Linked DNA regions of Homo sapiens: region 2 is linked to region 1. A link is an interaction called in ENCODE POLR2A ChIA-PET data of the cell type or tissue named here. Cell type or tissue: CD4-positive, alpha-beta T cell. All regions are shown on one strand. Each heading gives the region's core, and the rest is flanking DNA. Links, peaks and the distances in the headings are about the cores only.

Region 1 (5,227 bases), core at 226-5,225:
TGTTAAGAGATGGGGTCAGCTGGGCACAATGGCTCACGCATGTAATCCCAGCACTTTGGGAGGCTGAGGCAGGCAGATCATGAGGTCAGGAGATCAAGACCATCCTGGCTAACACGGTGAAACACCATCTCTACTAAAAATACAAAAAATTAGCTGGGTGTGGTGGTTCGTGCCTGTAGTCCCAGCTACTCGGGAGGCGGAGGTAGGAGAATCGCTTGAACCCGGGAGGTGGAGGTGGTAGTGAGCCGAGATTGTGCCACTGCACTCCAGCCTGAGTGACAGAGTGACGTGTCAAAAAAAAAAAAGAGATGAGGTCTTGGCCGGGAGCGGTTGTTAAGAGATGGGGTCTTGGCCAGGCACGGTGGCTCACGCCTATAATCCTAGAACTTTGGGAGGCTGAGGCAGGTGGATCACCTGAGGTCAGGAGTTCGAGACCAACCTGGCCAAAATGGTGAAACCCTGTCTCTACTAAAAATACAAAAATTACCTGGGCATGGTGGCGGGCACTTGTAATCCCAGCTGCTCGGGAGGCTGAGGCAGAAGAGTTGCTTGAATCCAGGAGGCGGAGGTTGCAGTGAGCCGAGATCACAGCGTTGCACTCCAGCCTGGGCAATAAGAGTGAAACTCTATCTCAAAAAAAAAAAAAAGAGAGAGAGAGAGAGAGAGAGATGGGGTCTTGCTGTGTTGCCCAGCCTGGAGTCCAGTGGCACAATCACAGCTCAGTATAGCCTCCGAATTCCTGGGCTCAAGCCATCCTCCCACCTCAGCCTCCTGAGTAGTTGGAGATACAGGTGCACACCATCTCACCTAATTTTTTTCTTTCTTTTTTCTTTTTCTTTTTTTTTTTGTAGAGATGAGGTCTCACTTTGTTGCCCAGGCTGGTCTCAAACTCCTGGCTTCAAGAAGTCCTCCTGCCTTAGCCTCCCAAAATGCTGGGATTACAGGCGTGAGCCACCTCACCTGGTCCTGGATCTCTTTTCTGTATATGTTCATTTCTTGTTGGTCTCATCTAGTCTCATGGCTTTAAATACTATCTGAATTCAAATTCCCGCCCAAGTGTATACTCCAGCCTGGACCTTGGTTCTGAATTCCAGATTCACTCATCTAGTTGCCTACTGCACAGTTGTTGTTATTGTTGTTGTTGTTTTGCTGTCAGGCGGGCATTTCAAACCTAACATTTCTAAAACTGAGCGCTTGTTCCTTCTGGAGCAACTCCATCCCTTTGGTTGTTTAGGTCAAAAACCTTGGCATCATCCTTAACTAAAGTTATTTCCGTATTATCACCATTTCTGCCTGTTTCCACTGCTACCACTCTGGCCCAAGCAAGTCACCATCATCTGTTGACCGTTATTGCAGAAACTTCCCACCTGGCCTCCTTTCTTCTGCTCTTGGCTCTCAGCACAGCAGGCAGAGTGATTCTGTTGAAGTCATACCATGTTACTTCTCTGCTCAAAACCTTTCAAAGCCTCTGTACCGCTCAGATTCAAAGGCAGAGTCCTTCCAGTAGCCCTGGAGACCATACCTCATGTGGCTCTTGTTCCTTCTTCTGTCTTGACGCCTCTCTTCCCACTGGCCACCTTACTGTTCTCAAACATGCCAGGGAGGCACCTGCCTCTGTGCTTGCTGATCTCTCTGCCTAGAATGTTCTTGCCCCAGATGTCTGCACGGTGCTCCTCCTTCTCCTTCAGGTCTGCACTCAAATGTCACCTCAGTGAGTCCATCCCCACCTGCCCTTCCACAAGGCTGGGATTTTGGTCTGTTTTGTTTTGTTCAGTGCCCTGTCCTCAGTGCCTAGAACAGAGCCCATGCTAGGTGCTTAATAACTATTGACTAATTGACTGGATCAGCAGATAAATGAATGTATGGGCAAGGCTGGGCTCTTCCTTGGCCAGGGCTCTGATGGATAATTTTTTTTTTTTTTTTTGAGATGGGGGTCTCACTCTGTCACCCAAGCAGGAGTGCAGTGGCGCAATCTTAGCTCGCTGCAATGTCTGCCTCCTGGTCTCAAGAGATCCTCGTGTCTCCTGAGTAGCTGGGATTACAGGCTGATTTTTGTATTTTTAGTAGAGACAGAGTTTCACCATGATGCTCAGGCTAGTCTTTTTTTTTTTTTTGAGACAGAGTGGAGTCTCGCTTTGTTGCCCAGGCTGGAGGCAGTGGTGTGCTCTCAGCTCACTGCAACCTCCGCCTCCCGGGTTCAAGCGATTCTCCTCCCTCAGACTCCCAAATAGCTGGGACTACAGGCATGTGCCACCACACCCAGCTAATTTTTTGTGTGTTTTTAGTAGAGACGGAGTTTCACCATGTTAGCCAGGGTGGTCTCAAACTCCTGACCTCAGGTGATCCGCCCGCCTCGGCCTCCCAAAGTGCTGGGATTACAGGCGTGAGCTACTGCGCCTGGTTTTTTGTTTTTTTTTTTAATTTGAGATGGAGTTTCACTCTTGCTGCCCAGGCTGGAGTACAATGGCGCAATCTCGGTTGACTGCAGCCTCTGCCTCCCGAGTTCAAGCGATTCTCCTGCCTCAGCCTCCTGAGTAGCTGGGATTACAGGCATGCACCACCATGCCCGGCTAATTTTGTATTTTTAGTAGAGACGGGGTTTCTCCATGTTGTTCAGACTGGTCTCGAACTCCCAACCTCAGGTGATCCCCCTGCCTTGGCCTCCCAAAGTGCTGGGGATTACAGGCGTGAGCCACCGTGCCTGGGCCAGGCTAGTTTTGAACTCCTGACCTCAGGTAATCTGCCTGCTTCAGCCTCCCAAAGTGCTGGAATTACAGGCTTGAGCCACTGCATACAGCCTCTGATGAAGATTTGATGAATTAGAATAGGAGAGGCAGGCATGGTGGCTGACGCTTGTAATCCTAGCACTCTGGGAGGCCAAGGTGGGAGGATCGCTTGAAGCCAGGAGTTCCAGACCAACCAGGGCAACATGGCAAAACCTCATCTCAAAAAAAAAAATGCAAAAACTAGCCGGGTGGGGTGGCGAGTGCCTGTAGTCCCAGCTACTTGGGAGGCTGAGGTGGGAGGATCACCAGAACCCAGGCGGTTGAGGCTGCGGTGAGCTGTGATCGTGCCACTGCACTCCAGCCTGAGCGAGAGTAAGACCCTATCTCAAAATTAAAATAAAAAAAGAATTAGAACATATCTTCTTCCCCCTTTCAGACCAAAGCCCAGCAGGGCTGGCTCGTGGCCGGCACGGTGGGCTGCCCAAGCACAGAGGATCCCCAGTCCTCCGAGATCCCCATCATGAGTTGCTTGGAGTTCCTCTGGGAACGGCCTACTCTCCTTGTGCTGGGTAGGTGGATGTCCCTGCGTTTGTGCCCAGATTACATTTCCCGAGCAACTGGGTGTCCAGCTGGGCAACCCTAACCCTCAGCCCCACGCCCTGCAGGGAATGAGGGCTCAGGTCTATCCCAGGAGGTGCAGGCCTCCTGCCAGCTTCTCCTCACCATCCTGCCCCGGCGCCAGCTGCCTCCTGGACTTGAGTCCTTGAACGTCTCTGTGGCTGCAGGTGAGTCTACTCCCCTTTCCCTTTCCTCTATCCCTCTAATCACGCAGGTGGGATTTGATGCCCTCTAATCCCATTTGCTGGCTGTTTGTGTGCCTCAGTTGCTTTATGTACAAAATGGGGAAATTACATCCCGTTGATGAGATGAGGGGCTGCCTGAATGTCTAGGTCTCTAAACATCATCCTTCTCCTCCGTCCTCTCTTCCCTTGTCCTTGTGTCTGTGCAGGAATTCTTCTTCACTCCATTTGCAGCCAGAGGAAGGGTTTCCCCACAGAGGGGGAGAGAAGGCAGCTTCTCCAAGACCCCCAAGAACCCTCAGCCAGGTCTGAAGGGCTCAGCATGGCTCAGCACCCAGGGCTGTCTTCAGGCCCAGAGAAAGAGAGGCAAAATGAGGGCTGACGTGGACTGTCCACAGTGTTCATGTGCTGGAGTCAGGGACGGCCGCACCTGCCTCCGCCGGCTCCAGTGTGCGGGGAGCCTCTGCCTGAGTGTGCACCAGGCCCATGTTTATTGACCACAGTCTGGGGGGGGGGGAAGGGGACTGCGGTGGACACCAGAGGAAGCTGTTTCCTGTTGTGATGTTGGACCTGTAGTAGGACATGGTGATTTGTTAATTTCCATGGGAAGCCATGATGGCCTAGCATGGAGGGAATCTGTTCCCAGGCCCTGCCTGGAAGTTGAGGGAAAGTTTAGACATCTGCAGAGAGGCAGGCAGCCCAGCCCAGGGGACCCGTTCCTCTTGAACCAGTCATTGCCTGTGGCAAATGTGTGTATGAGAATGTGGGGGGTGGAGGGCGGGGCCCTGATGTGGAGTAGACAGTGCGCACCTCAGGCCCACACACGGCCCCGCCCTGGGGCCTTGAGCGCAGGCCTCATCTTTCTGTGCCGCGGGACTCCGCACCTACCTCACAGGGTTGTTGTGAGGCTCAAATAAAACATCACTCAGCACGTGGGAGATTCTGGCCAATTCCTCCGTTAGGTGGCAGCCTCGCTCTTCGGTCCAGTCTTCAGGCAGCTTCCACAGCCTCCTTGCGGGGAGACTCCTGGCTGCAGCCCCATGAGAGGCGACGGGAAATTAGCAAACACCTCCCACCCCACGGGGGCCCCCCACGGGTGACTGAGTCAGTTCCCTTCAAGGGGAGGAACTGGGAGCAGGCTTGCCGTTGATTGTACAACCGAGACAGATTTGGCACTCCTCCCCTCGGGTCCCAGGAAAGCAGCAGGAGCCAGCAGTGTGAGGAGCATAGAAGTGTTTCTGTCCTGGTGGCACATTGGAACCACCTGGCATGCTTTAAAAAACCCAACACTGACACCAGAGAGTCTGACATGATGGGTGTGGCGCCACCTGGCATCCGGCTTTCGAAAGCGCCACCATTGGTCTAATGTGCAGCCAAGGCTGAGAATCACCACTAGGGCAGGTGGACTCAAATTCCACACCCTTGACATTTTGGGCCAGATAATTTTTTGTTGTGAGAGCCATCCTGTGCACTGTAGGATGTTTAGCAGAATCCCCGACCTATACGCACTAGATGCCTGTAGCATGACCTCTCATTATGAAACCAGAAATGTCTCCAGACGTTGCCAGATGGCTTCTAAGAGACAAAAATCTCCCCTCCTGGAGCATGGCTTTGGAGGATAGCAACCCCGAACTTGCAATCCTGACTGCTATGTGACCTTGGGGGGGCGCTCCTTACCCACCTGGGCCTCGGTGCCCTCCT
Region 2 (5,480 bases), core at 313-5,312, 120 kb after region 1:
GGTCTCAGAGTATAATGGATGCTGAGTCCAAAGCAGGTGTTTCCTGGGCATTCGTGGCAGGGGAATTGGACTTCCAAATCTGCCCCCTCTCCACGTGGGTGAGCTTCTCCCAGACTCTCCATCATAAGAGGCTGTGAGCACCCGAAACTGATCACCTTCTCAGCCTAGAATGGGAGTGAGCTGTGGTCCTCTCCCTCTCTTCCTCTCACTGTGACCCCAATCACAGCACCTGCCCTTCTCTAATTGGCTGATGTCAATGGAAGGGGGAAGGGAAGGCTGATGTCCAAGGAGGAAATCCCATTAGGTGAGCCAGAGCCAAGTTATTAGTGGTTAAGATGTAATTGGAGTTGGTGAATAATCTCATTCAATTCATCACGTATTTATGGCGCATCCAGCTGTGTGACCTTGGGTGCGGTGTTTCACCTCTCTGATGAAATAAGACCTTAATGTTTGCCAAGGACCCTGGATTTCTGAGATTCTGAGTCCCTGAAGCTGGAAGGAATCTCTACCGAATTCCGATCACTTGCTGCTGCCTCTCTCCTTGCTTCTGAGTTATTTGTGCAATTACCTGCATTCCCTCCTAAACTCTACATTCCTTCAGGCCAGGGTCTTATATAACTATCCCCCACAGTTTAGTGCCTTGCACACAGTGGGTGATTTATCAGTTTTTCTGAATGGATGACTGAATGCTAGGCACTGTGATTAATAACAAAGAAATAGAATTAGAAGCCCTGTGCTTAGGCAGTATACAATTTTAGGGGAACGGGGAGGGCGGAGATGACCTTTGCACTTTATATTATAGCTTTGGGAACTTGTGTGAGTTCCTCAGCCTCTTTGTGCCTCTATCTCCTCATTAATAACATGCAAATAATAACGGCTACTAACTAAGGATTTTGTGAGGATTAAATGTGATCGTATGTACAGTTAAATCCTTCGTGTAGTGTTTGGCACTTAGTAGATCCTTAATTAATGTGTGTTCCTGCTCTATTCCCAACTAGAGAACAAGCACCAAGCCCTGTGGATTTCAGAAGGTGAGAAATCACTGATGGGTGGGGTTTTTGGATTGAAGCTGGGGAGTGGGGATCTATAGCGAGATTTCTAGACTGCTTTATTGTACCCTATGCTTCTTTTTTTTTTTTATCTCCCCTCACTTCCTCCCCTCCCAACACACATGAAGACAAATAGCAGGTGCTCAGAAAGTATTTATTGAATTAATGCAGAAAATGAAGCCCATTTCTTTGTGGCTAAAGATAGCAGATCTCAAACCAGGCTTCTCAATGGAATCACCTGGGATCTTTTTAGAAATCTACTTTCTTGCCCCTCAAATCCAAAATTCAGTCTGTCTCACACACACACATACTGATCAGAATCTCCAGGCTTGGGCTCAGAACTAATGTTTTTTAAAGCTGCCCAAGTGACTCTGATATGTGGACAATTTGGGATATCCTGGCTTAGGATATGATCAAGATGATAAATATTTAATGTACATTTGAAAATAATTGATATCAGATTGTAGGATATAAATGTTAAACATTCAATTATAATTTAAATATTGTTTATACAAGCCTGTGTTCATAGCCATGTTCCACTCCCATGTCTGCTTAACCACATGGGGGAATATTGGAGTTGAGGGTGAGGAAGGGTGCGTGTCTCAGTGGGGCTTGAAATTGGGACTGGAAGGAGAGCTTGGCCCAGATCAGAGACATGAAGCAACCAAAAGGGAAAGAGAGAAGGCCGGGCATGATCTGCAAAGCTATAGAAAGAGCTGGTTACTACATCCACTTCCTTTGGCCAGAACTCCACCTCCACAGAGTCCTCAAAGATCTTCTCCTGAACTCCGCACTCCCCAGCCTTGAGAGGAGACACAGGAGCTGGAGGAAGCAGCTTTATCCCTCACTTTGTGGTTCAGTCCAGCCTGTTTTCCAAGGGGTAAAGGGCAGTGGAAGGATAACTAAGAAAATAATAATAACAAATGAAAGCATCTCTGTGGAGCTTCGAGATGGTTTTGTGGTTTTGACATCCTTGGTTTATTGAGTCTGCTATGCTTGTCATTACAAGGAACTACATCGTCTCTTTAGTGTGACCAACACATGCTGGGTCCCTGCTATGTGCCAATCCAACCCTGTAAGATGGAGGTCATGACTATTTCCATTTTACAGATGGGGAACTGTGGCTCAGAACCCAGATTCCTTGACCCCAAGGCTCATGATTTTCCCGCATGCCTTCCTGGGGATGGCTCCAGCCGATGGAGCCTGGGATGAAGAGACCGACCAGCTCCCTGGACCACACCCTGTCCTTCTCCTTGTGGTCCCTTAGCTCTCCTTTCTTGTTGCTTCTGCCCTCATCCTTTTCCTGAGTGGTCTCTCCTCAAGTGTGTGTCTGGTGCCCCAGGAAGCTCCTCTTTCACCCACCCCTCCACCACCTGCCCTGTTTGATTTGACTTCATTCATTCGCTTGTCTATTCATCTACCTTTTTTCACCTAGCAAGCACTTGGCAGGCTTGGCCAGGCATTGTGCTAGGCTCGGGTGTCCAGAGGTGAGGAAGACCTTTCAGAGCTCCCAAGCAAGAGAGGGCAGTACATTCAAGGCCAATACATTGGGTTCGGCACTCCAAGGGCAGAGAAGAGAAACCAGCCTCCAACTTGGTCCTGTGAAAACTGGACTTTTCATGTTGCACATGACAAGGGTCCAGCCAGAATGGCTAAAACAACCCACACTCTGGGGGTACCTCAAGCAATGGGGATAGAATCGACCCTGAGGATGCCCAGCAGATCAATTGCATGGGCCACGGGCCTTCCTGGGATGGAAGGGTGCGCCTTCCTCTAATCTTCTACCCGCAGGGCCCCTCAGGAGGCTTCTTTATTCTGGTTAACTTTCAGGTCCCTCCAAATGATCTGTCTTTAGAAGGGCTCCACCTCCTTCTAAGTGGCATTCTTCCCTCGAGTTCTGTCCATCCCACTGTGTGTGTATGTAAGATAGCAAGAGAGATGGAGGCACACATGCATGCTTATATCCCATCTCAGCCTTTCTCCGTGGCGGGTCTTGGGCAGTAATTGAAGAGCCGGAGCCCCCATTCTATGCAGTGAGCCCCACTCTTGCCCTGTGTGGGGAGCATGTGGGCAGAGCCACCACAGGATTCCCTATCCTGGTGGGGAAGAGAAGGCATGACTTGAGAGCTCTCACCAGAGCCTAGGCTCAGGAGAAGAGCAAGCCAGTGGGACAGGAAGGAAGAGGAGGAGAAAAAAGGACAGACCTTGACAGTGGGATGACCAAGGGCAGAATCCTGGGACAGCCAACAGCTGCCACCTCCCAGGAAGACAGGAACCAGGGCCCCTTGACAGGAGCAAGACTCCCACCCCCAGTGGCTGAGCCTCCTGCCTGGGAGGTTGGCTGGACCCAACCAGGCCGGGGTTGTATGTGTCCCCCAGCGGGGACAGTGTTGGCAGTTCTAAGGTCTCAAGGGCCAACGGGTTAGGCAGGCAGCAGGAAGGTTTGTGGTGTCAGCCCTTTTCTAGCTCCCTCTCCCTCATCCTACACCATGTCCCCCGACAAGCCCCCAACCCAATCCTCCTCCTCCTGTCCTGCTCCTCCTCCCTTTTCCATTTGGAAGAAGGAGGCTTGCTGTCTTTGTATTTTAACTGTAGCAAAAAGATTAAATTGTTTACGAGCCGGGAGCCTCTGCTGGTTGGATGAGCCGGAAGAGACAAAGATAGACATTCTAATTCTCCCCCGTTCTCCAGGCCTCCGTCCCCCTGGCTGCTGCTAATTCTTTTATCTGCCCCCAACACTCCAGGCATTATGTGCATTCATAAAAAAGGGGGGGTGGAGTGGAGAGAACCCTCGCCGAAGCCAGCAAAATTACTGTTCTCTGCGCGGTTTCTCTGATAGCAATCTCTTGAATGCTGATTACTTTTTTCCCCTCTCCCCTGCCCCCTCCCCCCTTCCCCAGCACCCAACATAAGTTGGTCTTTAACCCTTTATCTTTAGCAAGCAGAAAGACATGGAAAACATCTCACTCAGTGGGTGGAAAAAAAAAAAAAAGCAAGGGGGGCAAGGAAAGAAAAAAAAACAACAACCCAGCACAGAGAAGAATTACTGTTATCTCCTCACCAGAAGAGGAACAGCAGAGATAAGGGAAGCCTGAAGAATTAAAAGAAACGTAGCGTTGGGGCTCTAAATTCACGCCGAAGCCGGCTGTATTTGTCTGTCACGGGGGTTCATAATTTTCTGAGGTTGTTTTGATAGACTTATTGTGCGGACTGCATAGAAAACTCATCAGCATTTGTTGCCTCTGAGCGTTATTGTCAGAGGTAACTGCGTGTCTGTAGACTGGGGGAGATAATGGCTGAAGTAGAAAGCAGATAAAGCCCAGGCTCTTCTCATTAAGGACTATCTCTGCCTCCGCAGACCGGCCGGGATTGAGTGACTGGGGCGGCAGCACGGGGCATACATTATGCCAGCAAAAGCAAAAGGCGGCGGCATGAGTGCGGGCAGCTGGAGGACCCCGTGGCCCTGGATGAATGGCCGAGGGGAGCGCTTGGATGGTGCCCGCAGTGTGGTCGGCTGCAGGGGTGCCAGTCGGGGACACCCAGGGGCTCCCTGAGCTCTGGGGGTTTATGGCAGAGCAATGAGGAGGGGTTGCAGTGCAGGCAATTCTTTGGTTCCATTCTGACATTGCACAGAGGGGGAAACTGAGGTCTGGAGAGGGGAAGGGGTGTGTCTGGGGCCTCCTACTGAGGGAGGGCAGAGCAGGTTCCTCTGATTCTGGGGTATTTATCCAGATCCATGCCTCGCCTGTGCAGTGGCTGAGAGATGGGAGCCTCCCATAACCCAGTCCACTGTCCACGTGGAGATGTGGAGGGGTCATATACTGTTAATACCTGTGGGTCCCTCCCTCCCTCCCTTCCTCCAGCACATTTTCTTGGAGTGCCCATGAGAAGCCAGGCACTGGGGAATGTGCGGGCACTGTGGTCATGGGCGCACTGTGTGTAACCCCCCAGCCATCCTCCTCCCTCCATCTACTATGGAACTACCCTCTCCAGCAAAGGGGGCAGGCAGACCTGGGCAGAGAGGTTCACAGTGTCCTCAAGCCAAGCCTAAGGCCAGATGGGGACAAGCTGTGCAGTGAAAGACTAGAGGCTAGGTCAGCAGAACTGGGCTTTGTGTAGCCTGGGAGGGGGACACTTCTCTGGCCCCTTTCCCATCTGTGAAATGGGAACAATAATGTAGCCCACTTCATAGGGTGGTTGAAAGGACTGATGAGATAGTTTATAGAAGAAGGTTTGTTAGCACGTTGCCTGGACACACTAAGTGCTCGGTAAGCCTGTTATTATCTTTATAATGATTGTTCCTCTGGTGGCCCTAAGGACCTTCTGGACAGCTCAGTACTGCTTCCTTCATCTGACCCAGGGTGGGGCCTCCAGGGAAAGGCATCTGAGCTGTAAGTGAATGTTTTATCCTTGTCACATGCTCCCATAGAG

What was found. ChIA-PET counts read pairs that join two places held together with the same protein. Peaks named below come from ENCODE experiments on the same cell type or tissue, not always from the same donor. Only the 100,000 strongest peaks of a DNase experiment are listed, where the experiment ranks them.
Region 2: POLR2A ChIA-PET joins it to region 1 with 5 read pairs; 5 of 35 experiments call an interaction of 5 or more read pairs at or near these places.

What each region holds. Positions count from the first base shown.
Region 1 is chr17:36,604,508-36,609,734 of GRCh38, forward strand. MRM1 (mitochondrial rRNA methyltransferase 1) reads left to right here. Exons shown (of 5, transcript NM_024864.5): 3 at 3,163-3,295; 4 at 3,392-3,511; 5 at 3,736-4,457. The coding sequence ends at 3,908. Among named protein-coding and RNA genes, the nearest start is that of MRM1, 5.5 kb to the left of the region's middle. In CD4-positive, alpha-beta T cell, for the core only: no CTCF peak of the experiment used is centred there; DNase peaks (open chromatin) are centred at 4,524 and 4,854.
Region 2 is chr17:36,724,350-36,729,829 of GRCh38, forward strand. All of the region lies in intron 2 of LOC105371750 (a long non-coding RNA gene), which reads left to right. Among named protein-coding and RNA genes, the nearest start is that of MRM1, 130 kb to the left of the region's middle. In CD4-positive, alpha-beta T cell, for the core only: no CTCF peak of the experiment used is centred there; no DNase peak of the experiment used is centred there; H3K4me3 peaks cover 869 bases; H3K27ac peaks cover 1,051 bases.